Regions from separate parts of the Mus musculus genome. Here all the other regions are linked to region 3. The links are chromatin loops, found by intact Hi-C in ENCODE. Cell type or tissue: left cerebral cortex. All regions are shown on one strand. Region 1 overlaps Csmd3 (CUB and Sushi multiple domains 3). Region 2 has its middle 260 kb from the start of Gm23665. Region 3 holds the start of Csmd3 (CUB and Sushi multiple domains 3). Region 4 overlaps Csmd3 (CUB and Sushi multiple domains 3).

Region 1 (5,000 bases), 540 kb after region 3:
TCACTGGGAATAAAAACTCAGTTTAACTGAATTTAACCTAAAGCCAAGTAATAATTGGTTACAATTTATACATTACTAGTTATCACAAAGTATATCCTCATTCTCCTTTCTCTCCAGGTCTCTCTCTCTCTCTCTCTCTCTCTCTCTCTCTCTCTCTCTCTCTCTCTCTCTCTGTGTGTGTGTGTGTGTGTGTTTATGTGACTGTGTGCTTATATGTGTTTATCTTTGTTCTTACTCCAACTTCTAACATAATTCTTCAAATAAATTATTTCTGTAAAATGAAAGGGCACTTCCTTTTCTATTTTTATCAAATTATGGTTGAAAATTTAATTGACACTATTAACAAATCTTTGTGTGTTATAACATATACATATATAAACATGCTACACACACACACACACACACACACACACACACACATATATATATATATATATATATATATATATGAAAAATATTTTGAAGGAAAAGTGGTCTTTAATATCTAGAGAATAAATGAAGTGAAGCCAAAGTAGCCAGATTAGAATACTTCATCATTTCAGAGGTAAGCTCATATGCATTAAAGTACGTTTATTACAATTGTTTTCAGACTCCAGTGACCTCTTATGGTGTAACACAGTACATTCTGATAGCTCATACAGTTGGCTTATAGAATCCATACCATAAGTTTTAGACACTGAAACTAATGGACTGATATACTTCGATATAAACCACAATGCTTGCAAGAACCACACCACAAGGATGAGCATATTCACATATAGCAAGTACTTAGAGTTTATGCACATAGAAATAAAACCTACTTCTCAAACTCAAACACTAGGTCCTGTGTTTTAACAGAGCATCAAAATAACTATGATTTCATTGAAGACAAGGTCTGAATATCATTACACAATGTTATCTCTTTTTTTAGCTTCTATATTGTCGAACACTCTCCCTACCTTCTGACTGCCTCTTTGCCATCTGGTTTGCTTGTTCCTTTTCCTCTTTTTAAAACCTGACTGCTAACTGAAAAACTGTTCTACCCACACTCCACCCCTCCTCTTTTGTCCTAGCTCCCACACCCACTACATTTCTTCAAATAAAAAATTCTTACAAAATTATACAAGCACTCTTTATTATAAACTTTTACTTTTGAGACAAGGTCTTGCTATATATATACCCAACTGACCTCAAACTTATTTACACCAGGCTACACTCTCATTGATATATTAATCCCTTGTGTTGATCCCTCTAATTTGGCAGTTGCAAGTGTTTATAAGTATGAGCTACAAACCTTTATGAAGCTCTATTTTGAATTCACCTTTTCCATTTCTATTGCTTGATTGTGTATCTGTGATTACTTATAATTGCTACATTTCTGCATTTCTTAGCATATCAGTTGTAACTTTTTAGTTCTTACTGGGAGCCTTTTTTAAGTCACCACACCCAGGGGATTCTTCTTAGATATAATGAGAAAGATGTCAGAATAGAGAAGGGGCATATGTACTAGGTACTATAAAGAGAAAAGATATTTCAGGATTGGCTAGATATAGAAGTAAAATGTAATAAGAAAGGATTAAAAATGATATTCAAGTGTATATGAATAGAACAATCTTGTGTTGTTAATAAATATGAAGGAGCTGAAAATGGAGTTATGTGGGAGGGAATCCACAGTTACTACAACATTGTCACTGCTATTTTTAGCATTCACTATGTGCCAGGCATTATGTTAACAACTGCATATACTTTGTCTCATTTGCTTCTCCAAAAAAAACTTGATGGAGACATTACCATCTCCATTTTAGAAGTGAAAAGCATAAGGCTGAGAGCAATGCAGCTTTCCAAATCTTAAATGACTGCAACGTTTTGTTTAGAGGATTCTTATAAGACGGGGAGGAAAAGCCAGATTTCAGAGCATCAAAAAGGGAAACACAAAGAAAAAAATATAAAACACAAAGTAGTGCACTGTACTCACTTGGTAATTTTGGACCCGTATTGATTTAATTCCTCTTATCATTTTTATTTTAAAGTTTTATAAGATGGTATGTAATATAATAACACTAAAAGTACTTTATTAGTACAATGAAAATTATAGACTTTTTTTGGTTGAATGACAAATGAGTTTATTTTTGCTAAAAATACTACAACAACTATTCTATATTTTGAACTTATTGTTCAGATTTTTTAATTGGGTATTTATTTCATTTACATTTCCAATGCTATCGTAAAAGTCCCCCACACGCTTCCCCACCCACTCCCCCACCCTCCCACTCCCACTTCTTGGCCCTGGCGTCCCCCTGTACTGAGGCATCTAAGGTTTGCAGGACCAATGGGCCTTTCTTTTCACTGATGGCTGACTAGGCCATCTTCTGATTCTATGCAGCTAGAGACATGATATCTGGGGGCGGGGGGGGAGGTATTGGTTAGTTCATATTGTTGTTCCACCTATAGGATTGCAGATCCCTTCAGCTCCTTGGGTACTTTCTCTAGCTCCTCCATTGGGGGCCCTGTGTTCCATCCAATAGCTGACTGTGAGCATCCATTTCTGTGTTTGCCAGGCCCCGGCATAGTCACACAAGAGACAGCCATCAAGAGTTAAATACATCATAGAGTTTCCATTGCTGTGAAGAGAAACCATAACCAACACAAGTCTTATAAATTACTACATTTAACTTGGACTGACTTACAGTTTCAGAGGTTTATTTAGTTTATCACTGTCACAGAAGGAAGCATTGTAGCATCCAGGCATACATGGTACTGGAGGAGCCAAGATTTCTATACTTGATTAAAGGGCTGGAGAAATGGCTCAGCAGTTAAGAGCACTGACTGCTCTTCTAGAGGTCCTGAGATCAAGTCCCAGTAACCACGTGGTGCCTCACAACGATCTGTAATGGGATCAGATGCCCTCTTCTGGTGTGTCTGAAGACAGCAACATTCATTTAATATAAATTAAATGAATAAGTAAATCTTAAAAAAAAAAAAAAAAAGGAACCAGCATCAAACTTGTTTATGCCCGACATCTTGGAAAAACAAAACCAACCAACCAAACAAACAAACAAACAAAAACAAAAGCAACAGAGAAGAGACTGTAATCCATGGGCTGCCAAGAGGTAAGTAGCATTCCATGCTGGGTAGACTTGAAGCATAGAGACCTCAAAACCCCACCTCCATAGTGACACACTTTTTCTAACAATGCAATACTTCTTCTTATAAGCCACTCCTCATAATAGTGCCACTTCCCATGGGACAAAGATATGTAAACCACAACATACTTCTAGGTACAAAGATATATATTCATAGTCCAATCATTTAGGTGGTAGGGGCAAGGTGGTGAATAGTTCAAAATCATTGTCAGCTAACTGGGAAGATCTAAGCCAACTTAGGCTATATGATATTCTATCTTAAAACTGTAATAAAAGTTAGATAAGACTAAATAAGTGTTTTCACATAACAGTGTGTTAATTTTTAAACAAAAATGATACTCTACTGTGTAAAGTATTATAGTTGCCAAACATACAGATATATTGACTTTCATGTATACAACCATCATACAAGCATACACAGAATGTTGTTTTAACATATGCATACAACAAGGACACCAAAAAAGCATTAAATCCTAAGACATGTTAAAGCACTTTGTGAAACAAATACAGAATATCCTGTTTCATGGGATCTATCAGTATTCTGTGCTGGCCAACACTCAAGATTAAATTACAGCTATAAAAAATTATTATGGCTTGTAAGTTATGTGTTTCAAGTATCCTAAAGTTTCCTAATCTTCCTATGTACATTTTTCATAAAAAACAATGTTAAAAGGCTTGATTTAATCCAGCAAATTATATTAATGTTCACATGGGAACAAAAGCAAACACACGGAGTTAGCACCAAATTATGGAATTTAAGATCTATGTATAAAGCAAAACAGGATGATAAACCTTTTTCTTTTATTCAAGATATTTCTTTCATAAAACTGGATGAACCATGTTGATTAAAGATTGTTCTAAGACGGAAATTACCTGTTCTGTCATTTTTCATAAATGTTACAGTTGCGCACTCATTGCAATGTCCAGAGTGTTTTTTAAATGTTAATTCTGCTTCTCTTGGATTCTAACATACATCCTAGTATCACATATATCTTTAGGAATATGTATTCTACCATTGTCGACTGGGACATATAAAAAACGTATGTATTCAAAAGTCATCTATTGCTACTATTCCATTGTAACTTACCTTATTTCTGCAAATCTTTACCATATGTACAAAGATTTACCTGCTTATTTCTTGCAAGGCACACATGTGTATGGCTTATAAGCCATTAGTTGCTACTAGAAACCACTTGCCTTGGTTCTGGGAATAGTAATGGAGAGAACCTGCTGACATAGTAATTGAAGTTTTAAAATGACTATCCACTGTGCGTCTGAATGAAGAGCTGTTCTCAAGTCTCATGGGTGCTTGGACAGAATAAATATGCTTTTGTTCTAGAGAGTGCCGTAAATAGCACTATTAGTGTACTGTGCCTTTGAGAAATCATTAATATAGTTGCTGTCCTCAAATTGTATGGTTGAGCAATCAGGAAATTGTTATTTTTAAAGGGACATAATTTCACATGGAAAATGGCAAATTATAAACTAAATTATTACTAAAAGATAGTAATAATTAACATAACTGTGCAAAATTAAATATCATTTTCTAAATTAGGTATACATATATATAAAGTATTTGCTTTTTTAAAATTATGAAAAAACTGTTTTATTTGAATATACAGTGGATCCACAAAATGAAGCTTATGCATATTATCAGCTTTTACAATGATTGGCATACTTATTTGTGATTTCTGCATATTTAATAAGTGATAATTGTGGGGAGAACTGTAATACTATTAATTTTAAAACATTTAACAAATTTCATAATAGTACCCTGAACAAATTATTTTGGTGTGCCAAATCAGTATTCATTGGGTGGCTCCAAATAGCCAAGAGTTTTGAGTTTTACAATACAGTGTTATGCACTTGTGAGAATAG
Region 2 (5,000 bases), 1.6 Mb after region 3:
AAAAATGCTGACCTAAAAAAAGTTAAAGAAAAAACAATCCATAGAGGAGAAGGAAAAGAGGAAAAACAAAAAGACAAGAATTCACATCAGAGCAGTAAAGGATCAAATGACATAAATCGTCTTAACAGAGCAATCTTCACTTGTGGTTCTCAGACTGGGTTGGGGTAATATATGCATACTGCAGATATCACCAAAAGTGCTGATTCTAACCTAAAAGATTTTTTTTATTTCACATACTTATATGATAATAAATCTTATTGGATAAACACTTAAGTTATGGTATGTTGAATAGATTCATGTAATAGCTGCTGTTTTGAAACATTATATAATTACTTTTTCAGAGTCTGTGAACATATAGATTTTTAACCAACATTTACAAAGCTATCATACAGCCACTAAAGTCAACAATGTCCAATAAAGATATAGACAGAAGTTTACAATAAAATCTTGAGCCCTGTACCTAATAAAACTTCATTTTGATTTGATATTTAAAAGTCCCTTGAGATATGCTTTTCTACGGTATCTAGACTTCAGTTGGGTGACTAGACTCTCAGAAGAATGTTTTATTTCCTCCCTCCTCTTTCTTCTTCTCTTTTTCCTCTTCCTCCTTCTGCATGTTTTCCTTCTCTTTCTCCTCTTTCTCCTCTTTTTGTTGTTTCTTTTTTTTTTTACAGGTTTATTATTATTATTATTTCTATGTACCCTTTTCTGGCCTGGAACTCACAGAGATATGCTTACATCTGCCTCTAGAGTGCTATGATTAAAGGCTTATGACATCCCCATCTGGCTATTGTTTCTCTTCTTAATCTTTACACAGGAAGCCAGCACTTACAAAAACGATTCTTAATGCAACATATTTGATATATGGGACCCATTTAATCGATGCAGAATTTCTCAAAGCACGAGGTTATTCCTAGGAAATAGCCAAATATTGAAAAACACAGTATTCTGGAATTTATTATGTATGAGGTTAGAGTTTTCTTGATTGAGTTGCCAGTCACAAAATATGATGGATTTATGTGGCATGCAGAATGATGAATATTGTATCATGCTACAAATCAATGTCAAGGCACTCAGATGAGTGTAGAAATGATTTTCATGTAGACAAGTTCAAGGACCTGTCACTATAGAAAGGAAAGCAATGGAAAACTGATTCTCAAGAAAAAATAAACAAACAAACAAACAAAAAACTGGAAATGTTGATTGTACCCAAACTTGAACAACTTTGTGAAAACTTCCTGCATCATTAAAGTGTTCCTCTTTTTAATGAGTCTTATCTAGCAAGGGACTTAAAAGGAAACAGACTTATTTCTGTTTTGATTTTAAAGATATAGGCTCATAAAATAGACTACATTGATATTAACTTAGAATTCTTTCATGAGCAGCTTTTATCTTATCTTTTCCTTTCTGTGTGTCTCTGAGTATCACATATGAATTTGAGGCATAGTTTATCTATAGTTATTGGTTTGTTAGAGTTAAATGCGTTCTATAAAATAGTGGTTAAAAGAACATAAATACAGGTAATATGCTATTTCTAGTTCTCTTAAGCTTAATGAAACACATGATAAATCATCTTGAAATTATTTATAACTGAGCAGAGAGTTTTATATTTAGAAATTAAACACATCTTATTCATACTATTTAATTAATTTACAATATTTTCCAATGTGCCAAAATTGGTGTGCTATTTTATTCAAAAGTCAAACAATGGCATACTATCAATGTTTATCTACACAAATGACCACTTTTAAAAAGATTGCTAAGAGTGGTATCATTGTACATATGATGTGTATCAGACAATAGAAATAATATTACCAAGCAGGATTATGTCAATGCCAGACTATATCATCTTGGCTCAGTTGTCTCACTCAGGGGCACACATTAACAATTTTCTGATCAAACACAGGGCAAGAGTGAGATTTAACATCTTAGAATGCAACATTCAAATGAATCAATTTTTCAGGCAGAAACATTTTAGTTTCTATTTGAGAGTTCTGCGTGAGAAAGACATCTAGTATATTCAATGAGAACTTAGATTTTTGTGTCTTAAGGGATATATATACTTATGGCAATGTAATCTGTTCCTAAGCATAATTTTACAGAAAAACAGGCAAGCCCATAAGTATTTATCAATATATAAACTGACATTGCTACTCATGGTTTCATTGTTATCATTTATAAAGAAACTGACGTGAAGCTTCAATTCGGCTTCTTATTGGAACCGGATTTTTCAACTGCCAAAATTATAGTATTACAGAATATAGAATTTCCCTGCAAATACTGTAAATGTTTGATAAATTTCAACGTACAAGACATATCTCTAGATCATATGTCATAATATCCTGTAGGTTTTCTTAAAACAGGGTTTTAGGTAATACTAATATCAAACAAACCATAAAGAAGACTGTTTTATTGCATAACAAAGTTCTTTGATTCTGCTTCTACTACCACCAAGTCACATGTAGTAAGCATTTCCAATTAAGTATTGGGTTTTGGAGAGGTCTCCAATTTGAAATAATAATAAAGTCTGTACATTGTATTGAGTAATGACCACATTCATTTATGTGGATCTTATGTAGCCAGCGCATAAATAACTACTTAGAAATCAATTTCTAGCAGTACTCTAAAGACGTACACAGGGAAATTATAAGTTTTAGGACAAGAAATAACACTGAGGATTACTATTACTAAGCTAATAAGGCTTGTAGGTGTCTGTAAAGTAGGCTTAAGAAATATTTGTGTACAGTTATGTCCAGAGTTACCAGGGATCACAAAGCATGTGATATAAAGAATACCTATCTTGACTTATGCCAAGTGTATTTTGTATAGTTTTTGATCATTATACTAGCTCTATCTAGTGGTGACATACAAAAATTACATTGAACTAGTGATTATAAATTAACATTCTAATTTACAACTTACTAAATTTGAATAAATTGAATCAAAAATATTTAAAAGACTAAATTTGTATTGCATGTCATTCTTTTATATAATATATTTTCGCTAAGGTTACTTTTAGTTGTGTCCCAAACATTTACCGCAAGGTCTACATTTGCTTGAAGATAGAGTACTGTTAATCACTGGAACAATGCTACAGGGTGTTTCCCTTTCCCCAGCCTTGAGCAGACTGGCTCAGACCTTGCTTGCCACAGTCTGCTGCTAGCCCACCTAGGATGGAGTCTTCTGACCTAGGTAAAGTCTATTGTCCTGCTACATCTGCAGCTTTCCTCCAAGATGCCAGTACCTGCTGAGAGGCTGAACCTGTTCTGACACCATTCTAACAAAGCAAGGAGATCCTGGCATGATGGGGGATGGTTCCCCCCACCCCTTATAAGCTTGGACTCATAAGTAAACAATGGCCTTGATCAGAAAACTTTGTCTTGGCTCCTTATTTCTCTCAAAGCCTTCCCATCCAAAACCCCATGTTTACATTTCAGGAACCCAGTAACCCGTGGCTGCAAGCTGCTACAGGTGGTGCTTGATAAGTGGCCTGAAAACAGAAAGAAGGGTTGGGGTTACACTGTCTTGGTGGGGGCTCCACAGAAAACAGAAGAATATGTATCTCTGCATGAACATTAATGTTAGCTCTACAAATGTAATCTTTTGAAGGCTGTTGATTGCAAGGGTGCAAAAAGGATACAGGCTAGACTGAGTCAGTGTCGGCCCATTGCTGAGATCAGCTAGGGGTTAACAGTGGAAAATGGGATTGGAAAATTCTAAACAGGCCTTTGTCCACAGCCAAGAATTGCATCATGCGGGAGGAGTAGGGCTTAAAATAATAGAATAGAACAGAATAGAATAGAATAGAATAGAATAGAATAGAATAGAATAGAATAAGAATAAGAATAAGAATAAGAATAAAATAAAATAGTAAAATACAAAAGGGGGTTAGAGACTAGATATAAAAATGACATGAGACAGAAAGATCAAGAGAGAATGAAAATGGATTTTGGAGCTCTCCAGGGACAGAGGGAAACTGGGAGACATCCTGATTTCTCTCTAGCCTCTATAGGAGACATCCTTAGTTCTGGTTACATTAAGTTCTCTACCCCCTCTGTATTACCTGTGTTTGGTGTACCAACCTGTACTCATGTCATTTTGTGTCTGTTTTTGTTTTGTTGTCTGAATGACTGTTGTTCTATGTTTCATGTTGAAAAGAAAAAAAATGGTTAAAACTTTATCTGCTGGTTATCCATCTCTTGAGACAGTCTTAGTTTGCACTGTGGAGGCTGATTAAAGTTGCCCTGCACCTTAGCCAGGAGTAAAGCACAGCAGGATAGGTCCTGCTGAAAAACTATTTTAACAAGGGAGTCTACAGCTTCTTGGTTCTAAGGCAAATAAGCTGATAGTTGTTTTTTTCCTAGAAAATTCTCTGTAATTGTGATTATTGGGTTCAGGAAATGACAAAATGCTTTTTATCTTGAAATTAAAGCTAGAAAAAGTAAACGATCTTTGGTTGGTCTAAATTTATAAGATTCATGTAGCCGCTTCATTTAGTTTCTGACTGGTCTTAAACATATAAATAGGCTCTGCATGTCTTGATCATAGAATATCGGATTATAAGTTATTGGGTATGATTAAAATGGTGTAATATTGGTAACAAGAAAATTAGCTTAAAATTGGTAACTCAGGGTTGGAGTCATTTTAAATAATATCATGTGACGTGAACCAGCCCAGGAAACTAGGCCTTTAAGTATACTTCTGAATTGGGATAATATTTTATGTAATTCTTGTACTACAAACTAGACTTATAAGAGGTAAGATTTAAAAAAATGTCTCTTTAATGAAGCATTAAAAGCTACACTGTCATGCATTCATATGTACAAATTGGCAGCCAAACTTCATAACGTAAAAATGATGTTTCTGGTACTGATTTTAAAGAGAATACACTGTTTAAAATTGGGTATTTCTTTCCAAAAGTTATGGATATACTCTAATATTGCAAAAGAAACTTAAAATTTATGGTTAAAATTGCCAGTCTTCCATTGATTGTAGTTTGC
Region 3 (5,000 bases):
CTTGTGTGTTTTATTAATTAATTAATTAACACTTTTAATTACCAATTGAGTACCTATACTCAATAGACACTAATATTATAGATAAATGTTTATAATACATTTATATCATAATGAAACAATGAGCTTTGTAGAAAGCTGCACATTATCAGCTGCAAAGGTAGATTATTCTTAGATTAATTACTCAATTGAAAACACATGTATTTCTCTCCAAAGTCAAGTAAACTACTTTTCAAGCTATTTCTTAGTATACATATTCTGATTTAATCAATTATTCATAGTCCCATTGCTTTCCTTCTGTGGTGTTAAAATAGACAAATGTCAAGCAGCTATATTAATATTGGACAATTTTTGGAAAGAAATATATGGTTAATCATTTAAGTAACAGATCATTTCTGTCTTAAAGTCTAAGTTCATTGTATCCCATAAGTTGGGCATGAGTTGAGAAGAAATTGCGATCTGGCACTTCTAGGTTCTGACCTGCACTCTTTTTAAAAGCTCTTAAGGGAACTTAATCATTGTGATTGTCTTCATGATCCTTGCCAACTCCCTGTTTTTCATGACCTGTATGCTAGATGGCCAGTGGCTATGGAGGAAAATAGAGAGAAGAAATTTTAGGGACTAAAATTTATAAATTAAAATTTCTTTACATATGTGCATATGTTTCAAAACTTGATTTTTAAAATATATTATCAATTATTGCTTTACTGTAATTATGTGGAGATAATACAAAAATCCTTATGGTTGCAATGACTAAGCTTTTAAAACTAGCATCTCTTGGAGCAAATGTTGCATAAAATAGAGTAGAAAAGTGCTTTGTCTAAGAGTTCAGACAAGTTAGATTAATATATCTACATAGGTATTACTTTGTTTTAGGCAGGATAGTTAGCTTTTCAAGAACCAGGTATTCATGTAGAAGGGGACAGTTGCCACCCTTGTCTGAAAATTTGCAGTGATGATTAAGATATGCCTGCAAACACAGTGTCCACATCTCTACAGTAAGCACTAAATGTTTGCTACTATAGGAGAAATGGTTTTCTAGTCTCCCCAACAGCCTTAGAAAAACCCACACTCACCTTTGCTGCTTTAGTATAGGTGTACAGCAACGGGTGATTCCTGCTGCCAAATACAGAGAGCTATTGTATTTTTCTTTCTGGGTAACTTGAGTGACTTCTCATCCAGGACACTGTCTGATGGTTGTGTTTCCAGAATACTTTCAGAAACATTCCTTTGAAGAGAGCCTGCTCATAAAAGGTAAGTGTGGTCCAGGCCTAAGTATACCAGACTGCAAGTCAGGGCTCCTGATGACCACCGCGGATAATCCTCTTCATCTCATCAAGCCTTAACTTTTACTGACTGTAAAATGTGAGTTTGTTTTTTTTTTTTCTATCCTGTCTCAGAAGCTGGAGGCTGTGAGTGAAAAATGGCTTGTGATTTATGGTAAGCTGTAGGAACAGGAAACTATAGTGTTATTCGATGTATTATGATCTAACCAGATAATGGGCAATAGAAATCGGTGTCTTGGCACATTTTATTTTGTAAAGAATAATTACAATGAAAATCCCCCAAACGTCTGAGAAACTACCTTCTTTAGTTTAAGAGGGATAGTCATATGAGTTCAAAGAGATGAGATACCCTAAAGTAAACCCAGCCGGGATGACTGACCTCTGCAGCTTGGTAAGAAATCTTGGGCTATGTTCTCATTAAGTTCGCATCTACCTCGTCGTTCAGCCCAGCTAATGCAACGCTCACAGCAAAGCACCCTGACATCTTGACTGAAATCAATGCCACCGCCATTGCCAAGGTGGCTGAGCAGGCTAATGACATCTGCTGTGTTGATCCTCCCAATTGCAGGCTAGTCCCAACCTTGTCCTGACTCTCTTTCCAAATCCGCCTATGCAGACTGTAGCAGGGGCACTGTTGGGAAGGAATGGGTATTCTGCCCTGCAGCTTCTAAATGATCCTTTGAAATTTAATGAGGTCAGTTGGGCGTCTACAGTTTTGCCTTTTCTGAACTCTACTCAGAAGAGAAAACCCTGTGTTCTCTCTCTCTCTCTCTCTCTCTCTCTCTCTCTCTCTCTCTCTCTCTCACACACACACACACACACACACACACACATGCACTGCAAAAACACTTGAGAAAACACCTACGCGTAGGAAAAAAAAAACAAACAACAAAAACACCTTCCATCATTTTTCATAAAGAAGCAGCCTTATTCCTTATGACAGCCCCAGTGTGCGCTCTCCTGCTGTATCCTCTTCTCCCTCTCTCTTTCAATGGCAGACTCACACAGAATGTCACATTCCCAGGGAGGAGCTGAGAATCCTTCTAATAGGTTGAACCCACTTGCTATTGACGACTGTGGGTGCTTTTTGGGTGCCCACTTTCCAGAGCAGAACTCCCTCCAGACGCAACTGCCTTGGTCCAGTGAGCCGCCAGCTCCAAGGCGAGCTCAGGGACAAAGGCTGGATAGGGTGATTGCATACTGCACAGGACGGGGTTCTTCATTTGTGAACAGGGTGAGGAGCTGAAAACTCAAGACAGTGCAGTCCGTTTGTTTGAATGATACACAAAGACGCTCCCCACTACCCTTCCCTGCATGCAAATAGGACCACGGACAGGCACTGGCAATTACCTATTCCAGAGTCTGCACTGCAGCCCTACCTAACTCTTGAGCTAGCACCAAGTTCTCGAATGGGTCAGATCGTCAATACGAACCTGGGTCTATGGAACTTGACCACCAAAATATTTGGGTCAGAATCTGTCCGGGAAAAAAATAGATTCGAAAATTAGTATGCCTAAGAAAAACACTCGTCTCAGGGACAGATCTCTTCAATACGAGATACAACAGGGTCCCTTTAGATGTGAAGGAGGAGCGGGAGGCTTGGAGATGGCCAGTAGATGGCGCAAGAACTCTTTCTTTGTACACTCTTAACCCTTGCCTGGTTTATGGGACTGCCAAGTCCAAATGTATAGACATATACATTTTGCCTTTTGAGAGAAACCTCCCATTTACATATTTGGGATCAACTCAGAATTAGGGAAAATGAGCTTTCTCTAGATATCAACGACAGGCACAACTCGTTTAACTGCTATTGCACACTGGCTGCAAGGAGGTTGGGCAAGATAAAAAAAAAAAAAAAAAAAGAACTATTTAGGGAAAGATTCTGACTTCCCTCCCAACCTTACCCCAGCCCGAGCCACGGGTGACATATGCTTACCAAATAATAAAATCCGCGTCATGTTTTTTTTACACCTAGGTATTCTCATATGTAAATTTGTGCGTGCAAATAAATTATCTGTGATTTCCCTTCTGGATTAAATCAAAGTATAATAGATGTCTAAAGCTGTCTGGGATATAAGCAACTACTGTAGTAACACATGTCCCATTCTAGGGACGTGGGCATCGATGGAACCCAATTCATTATCCTCACGGTTTCTCCTAAAGCGACGCAGATCTTCACTTTAAAAATACTCCTTTAGTATGCTTCTATATTCTCAGGCAGGAATGGAGAGCTCACTAACATAATATTTCTTGAACTGCTTTTGCAGGCAGAATTGATCTATTCGGGGGGAAAAATAATCCAAGCCCCGAGATTTCAAATATTGTAGGGAGTTTATCAGAGAGCAGAGCTGGGCTTTTAGAAGCTCACTAGTGCTTTCTGGTGTAGGTTGTAAGGAGCAAGATTTAAGGTTAATTTTGGTGGAGGGGAAAAAACGCAAAAGAAAAGACAGAATCCGGAGTAGCGGAGACTCTGTGCCCCCGTTGGAGAGATGGTTGAGTCCTCGTCAAGGTTGCTGTGGTATCCCAGAAACACCATTCACTCCGAGCTGTGACCGCGCACCAACAACAGCAACAACTCTACTGCGCTGGGCTGAGGAGCCAGAATCCAGAGCTCGCGAATAATATGAAAGGGAGCCGCAAAGGAGAAAGCAGAGCAAAGGAATCCAAACCCCGGGAGCCTGGCACGCGAAGATGCGCTAAATGTGGCCGCCTAGACTTCATCCTGAAGAAGAAAATGGGGATTAAAAGTGGATTTACGTTTTGGAACCTCGTCTTTTTATTGACGCTGTCTTGTGTAAAAGGTAGGTCTGTTTTCCGGGGTACCCTCTTCTGTGGTGGACATGGGCTTGACTTGTCGCCTGAGAGAGGCTAGCAAGCTTAGTTTGCAATTTGCACGGATAAAATAATAGGGAAAATACTGATGAAGGAGTTGATTCACAGCTCCTTTTCCTCCCCTCAGATAGGAAATGCATTTTGCTTGCCAGATTTGGCGTTCAATGCGGTGATTGAGCCTGTGCTCAATAAATATTCTTGCAGTATGCTCAAACCAATACGTGAGTTGGTTCCTATAGCCTCTAACTAGTGGATATCCACGCAGAATTCCTCTGCAAGACTTTTTTTTTTTTTAAGTGGTGAGGATTATCTTGATTTCTAGTGGAATCTGTGGGGTCTGATGCTTTGCACAGATTTTTTTTTTTTTAATTGAAGACACTGGCGTGAGTGCCTTTTAACCATTTCGGACAGCAAAGTTGCCAACATGCTAGAAATGCATGGGTTTTAAATACATTAGGAGACAGAGCCTTCCAGAGCTCGGTCACACCAACATGAATGTCTGCATACAAATTTGAATTATTTCTACGTGGCTTCCTATGCAAGGATAAATGTAGGGGAGCTTTTTTGGATACTCTGTTAATGCTTGGTTAAAAAAATTAATTAATTAATAAAAAAATAAAAATGAGGCTGAGATGCCACAAAGTGTGAAGATCCACCTTTGAGGATGAATGAAGGTAGGGAGAAAGTCATTAGCAGCTGACCAAAAAGAAAATCCCCGGCAAGTCTCTGCGTTCAGACAGGTACAATGAGTGTCACATGCACAGACAAGGAGTGGGGGCGGGTGGGATGGAAAATTTATTCCTAAGCAGGAAGGGAAGGGACAGTTGGATCGCTGGAGAAAGAACAGTCTGGGGGACAAAATAGAGCCACAGCTATTCCACAACT
Region 4 (5,000 bases), 220 kb after region 3:
GAGCTGTGTCAGCTCTCTAAGTAATTCTTGGGATTTCTGACCAACTCAGAAATCCGGTTAGAAAATATTCTTGAGGAACTCTTTTTAGTCTTCAGAGATCTCTCGATAGCACAGATCTCACTTGAGAAAAATTCTAAAGAACTGCTATAGCTTTCTGCTAGCTCATCTCACACAAATCATAAGCCCAGTCGTTATTTTACATATCAATCCAGTCGTTTCCTCCAGACTTTCTTTTGATTTTGAGTATCCTATGAATCAGCATCCCCTGACCTTAGCCCCTAAATTCAGAGGGGACAACAAGCAAACATTTCCTTTTAATATTACAAAAGGATTCAGAGATATGCCTGCCTCTGTTAATCTGGGTGGGAACCAGTCCTATAATTACCATGTCTAATACCCCTGAGCCTGCACTCACAGTGACTCAGCAATCTGTCTTCCTTTGTGTCTGCCTGTCTTTGCATCTCTCTGACAAGCTGGCTCAGTGTAGCTGCATCTGTTCCTTTAGATCTGTGAAGCTTCTAATAATTCATATTGCTTCCTTATTTTTTGCATTGTTGAGAAATTATATATTTTCAAGTTCATGGTTTTAGAACTCTTTCAACAGCCTTAAGGACTCTCCTGAAGGTCCCAGCATTTACCGTTTTGCTAAGACATTAGCCACATCTTTGTCTTCTAGACTCATGCTGTCTCAGATTATCCTGGAGTCATTAACGTTAACAGAGAGGACATTCCTTGGAGAAAGATGAAAAGAAGTACAGTACTATTCAAACAAGTCTTGTGTCCATGGCACCCATGGACACTAGTGGAGGCCCAAGTCCCATGGCCTTGTCCCAGGGGCAGGAACCATATCATTCTGTTTCCACCAAGGCCATGCTGGACCTGAAATCTCCTATATTATAATTACTAATACCTATGACCTTATGATATAGAGAATCTGTATCCAAAGCCAAATTCGAATTGTTCTAAAGCCCCTTTAAATGAGACTGGATTTTAGACCAGTCATGTTCGTTCAGAGGTATAATATTCCAAAGGGGTTATGCTAACCCAGTGGAATAGTGAATGTCAATGCACCGAGGGCCTGAATTTGACATCCCATAAAGGCGACTGCTTCTCCTAAAGCATTATACCTACCCTGAAGTCCCCAGTCAATATTCCCCTGGATCATCAGTGCAATAGACAGATTTTTGTATAACTGGTCTACATGTGTGATTTTCTTCAATAAGGATAGAGTGGATCAGGCAAAACTAGTAATCATACCTAGTAAGGCTGTGATTCCCCAAAATCAAGGCTGCTACAAATCTTGTAGGCAAAGTAACCCCATGCAAAGTCTCTATAAACAAATCTGGCCAGGAAGGGCAATCTCCAAAGAGAAATGTGGCTGCACCAAGGGTGAGCCCAGCCCAGAGGATACCAGGCTCTGGTAGTCTCTTTAGATACTGCACTTGGAGCAGGTCTCTCCCAGCCAGCCAGACCTACTCTGCTCTACAAGGAGAGTTGAGAATCTTCATCTGGCCACGTTTGATGACTTCATAGCAACACACTTGTGAACTAGTCATTTCAGGAGTAGAGGGATAATGCACATATTAAACCTGTAACAGTTTGACAGGCAGCATATCAGTGGTCTATTGTATAGGAGTAGAAAAGAGGCACGAATGCTAAGGGGATCTTGGTCCAGCCTTGTGTGATACCCTCCCTACCTTTTGCCCTATGCAGAAGAGACTTGCTCAGTCGGAGCTTTTCTGCTGATTCCTACAGATCCTATTATGCAGCAGATGGTAAAGATGGGCTTTGATCCCCACCAAGCCCTAGGCAAAAGGCAACACTACGGTATGCTTAAGTCCAATGAGCCACAATGATAAGGTAGGTAAGAACCTAAGGCCACCACCACACACCGGCAGAGTGCCACCAGGCGTGTCTGCCTTTTCTCTTCTTGTTCTACTTTCCAGGGTTTGCAGAGAGTGGCACCCCTCCTACTGTCACCCGCCAAGCTGTGGCGACACACTGACAAGGGGAAGCACATGCGAGGAAGAGGGACCCAGCGAACAAACAAACAAACAAACAAACAAACAAACAAACAACAGTCTCCTAAGCAGCAACAACAAAACCAAAGTCTGCAGACTTAAGTGGATGATGAAGGCCTCTGCAAAGTGGTGGCCGCTCTCCAATCTCAACTGATTATAATCTCAGCGCCCTCTGGAGGCTTTGAGAAGTAATTCTAGTCTCTCTAGCAAGTGAACAAAGACAATAGAACTTCATTCATTTTCGAAAAGAAGCTTTTTAGTCAGTGGCAGCATCCTGGGAGCAGCAATTTGCAAACCATGCCCTTTATTAAAATTCATTGTTGCTTTCAGAGATAGAGAACTATAATTTGAGAGATGAGAGCAAGACCAAGAAGAAATAACATTTTACATAATCACTTTCAAGAGCTGCTATATAATTAAACACATGTGCAATTAATTTTAAGCAAAAACAGCAGCCATTATGCAGTGGAAAGTTGCTTTGTACCAGCTCTGGTTTATAACAACAGAATGGCTATGATGTCAAGTGTTACCATTTGGCATGATTCCAGCAAATTTACAATTGTGTGAAAGGGACATCAACAAAGCATTGCTCTGTCCCATTTTACTTTCTCCAGCTTTGTGGCTCTGTTTCAGTGGTAAAACATGTGCATGTTGGTTTTGGCACTTTGGGCTAAGTCTCTATGGTGTGTACCAGCAATAAATTGATTAGAAACAACTTTGATGAACTAAAAATTATCCTATTTTGTGTGTGTGTGTGGGGGTAAAATACATATAAAATTGACTATTTAGCTTTTCTATTTTTCTTCTATAAATTATTAAAGGAATTCATGAATGAAATAATCATGTAAGGATTTAAGTTACCTAGGACAATCTATTATAATTAAACTTTGTACTATATAGATTTATTTAAAAATAATTTAATTTCAGAAACATATGTGCTGTCTCTCTATACTAACAGTAGTATTTATATTAATAGTAGTGTGCCCCCCTTGTAAACATGTAGTCATTACAGATACTGTGTGGCAGTGGCCATTGTTTGTGTGATGAATTCATGCGGTATCAATAAATTACAGACTTCCTAAGTAATATGCAGTGTTCTTGATGAACAACAAAAATATTAAACAAATAGGCACTGCATACATTTTTGCTCAGAACATAGGAATGTTTCATTTAGATAATTTGCAGACACCTAAGAATAGAGAAGTTTGTTTGAGTAGAGCTCTACTCATCATTTTCAATTTCTGTGTTTCAAGCTTCAATTAACTTCTGAATGAACTACATAGGAATTTTGGAATTTTAGGCCACAGGCAGGTGATAGTGAGAAAATGAAAAGGCAACACATTTTCAATGAACTTCACCATTGAAATGATTCCACCCAAGGTTCAAACAGTAAAGAGTTGGTTTATCCATATTTTAAATAAAACTCTGATCTATTTAAAATCATTCCAGCTGAACTCCGACCATAGGGCAGACACGAATAAACATTAGTCAACGTTCCATAATACATGGGAAGTTTTATTGTGAAGCCAACCCTAGCACGAACACTGACAGAGGTAACAAGTGGTTTAGAGAGCAGCTTTCAACCTGAGAGTAGACCCTAGCATTTCTGTGAGCTTTCTACTCTGACTCATTAATGCAGACTGCAGTTGCTTAGCAATTTCATGTTCCAGGTTTTATGCAGTGCACTAAGAGCTGTTAGTGAACAAAAGCTGTCAGTGTCTGTCTGAAAATACACATATGTTGTACAAATAATAAAAAAATAAATGCCAAGTTTAGTAATGGAAAGTCCACATATACTCTTGGAGCCAGGAGATTCAATATAAAGAGGGAAACACAAGCTGCCCATTTGAGGAAGTGACAGTTCAGATCACCATGGAAGGACGAAAGAATTTTAAGTATTGGGTGGATTCTTGTCAAGGAACATGAAAAAAGCCATTAGAATACATTATAAAGCAAGAATCCTAAGTTATGGGTTTTACACTAACAGAAATATCTTTGGTTGATAATGAAGCTGAGAATCGTGTTCTAATACTCCTTTAAAGATAACGGTTATTCCTGTGACACATTACTATAGATTGAAGTTGCCGAGAGGCTGAATAGGATATAGTCCGGTCACAAAGAACAGACAAGACCAGCCAGGGGCCTGGATTTGGTTTGAAAGTTATGAGCAGGGCTGTACCTTCAGAACAGTTGGATTATAATTGAGAGATAAATGAGGAAATGAGTGAGAGAAGTCAGAGCAGTAGATAAAAAGCAGTTTTATTTTTCCTTTTCAAAGATTTGGAAGATGGTAGCATGGCTAACTAAAGATAGAAAGGACTAATGTGAAAAGGCATGAATTGTTTAGGATGTGTTAAATTTGAGATGCTCATAAAATATCTAAACAGAGATGTCAAGTAGGCAGTTGGGAATATAAATGTGAAGCCTGCGAAAGAGGGTTTGGTTGAAGAAAATTGGTGAATTTGTCAAACCATGATTGCACAATGTCCTCATCACTCATGTTAAACACCAAGGGCTTTCACCTAGAAGTGAAGTTCCAGCTATTGCTGCACACTTGTGCACACATAACTTGCCAGTTAGTAATACCTATAGTTGGCCATGCTAGTGTTCTAGCCATTTCTACACAGCTTTTGTAGACTTCTGGAAAGTATTACAAGTCATAGTAATTGGATTAAAAAAGGTGAAGTGGATGATCACAGTCAGCTATTGGATGGGTCACACGGCCTCCAATGGAGGAGCTAGAGAAATTACCCAAGGAGCTAAAGGGAACTGCAACCCTATAGGTGGAACAACAATATGAACTAACCAGTACCCGGGAGCTCTTGTCTTTAGCTGCATATGTATCAAAAGATGGCCTAGTCGGCCATCACTGCAAAGAGAGGACCATTGGACTTGCAAACTTTATATGCCCCAGTACAGGGGAACGCCAGGGCCAAAAAGGGGGAGTGGGTGGGTAGGGGATGGGGGGTGGGTATGGGG

Evidence for each region. Hi-C counts contacts between places; a loop is a spot of excess contacts. Peaks named below come from ENCODE experiments on the same cell type or tissue, not always from the same donor. Only the 100,000 strongest peaks of a DNase experiment are listed, where the experiment ranks them.
Region 1: it touches region 3 in a loop (7-fold over the local background); 2 of 42 quality-filtered maps call a loop at or near these places.
Region 2: it touches region 3 in a loop (7-fold over the local background); 4 of 42 quality-filtered maps call a loop at or near these places.
Region 4: it touches region 3 in a loop (2.7-fold over the local background); 5 of 42 quality-filtered maps call a loop at or near these places.

The regions. Positions count from the first base shown.
Region 1 is chr15:48,249,617-48,254,616 of GRCm38, reverse strand. All of the region lies in intron 10 of Csmd3 (CUB and Sushi multiple domains 3), which reads left to right. Among named protein-coding and RNA genes, the nearest start is that of Gm23530, 450 kb to the right of the region's middle. In left cerebral cortex, a CTCF peak has its summit at 2,921 (motif pointing left); DNase peaks (open chromatin) are centred at 972 and 1,758; H3K27ac peaks cover 1,324 bases.
Region 2 is chr15:47,200,194-47,205,193 of GRCm38, reverse strand. No RefSeq gene overlaps it. Among named protein-coding and RNA genes, the nearest start is that of Gm23665, 260 kb to the right of the region's middle. In left cerebral cortex, a CTCF peak has its summit at 2,859; no DNase peak of the experiment used is centred here.
Region 3 is chr15:48,790,811-48,795,810 of GRCm38, reverse strand. It overlaps Csmd3 (CUB and Sushi multiple domains 3), which reads left to right and starts at 3,822. Exons shown (of 71, transcript NM_001081391.2): 1 at 3,822-4,084. The coding sequence starts at 3,907. It overlaps Gm34336 (a long non-coding RNA gene), which reads right to left and starts at 3,041. Exons shown (of 3, transcript XR_384081.2): 1 at 1,074-3,041; 2 at 478-583. In left cerebral cortex, a CTCF peak has its summit at 2,893 (motif pointing right); DNase peaks (open chromatin) are centred at 2,893, 3,836 and 4,205; H3K4me3 peaks cover 2,805 bases; H3K27ac peaks cover 2,579 bases.
Region 4 is chr15:48,567,327-48,572,326 of GRCm38, reverse strand. The region is part of intron 3 of Csmd3 (CUB and Sushi multiple domains 3); the gene reads left to right. Among named protein-coding and RNA genes, the nearest start is that of Csmd3, 220 kb to the left of the region's middle. In left cerebral cortex, a CTCF peak has its summit at 2,199 (motif pointing left); DNase peaks (open chromatin) are centred at 2,189, 2,543 and 3,687; H3K27ac peaks cover 463 bases.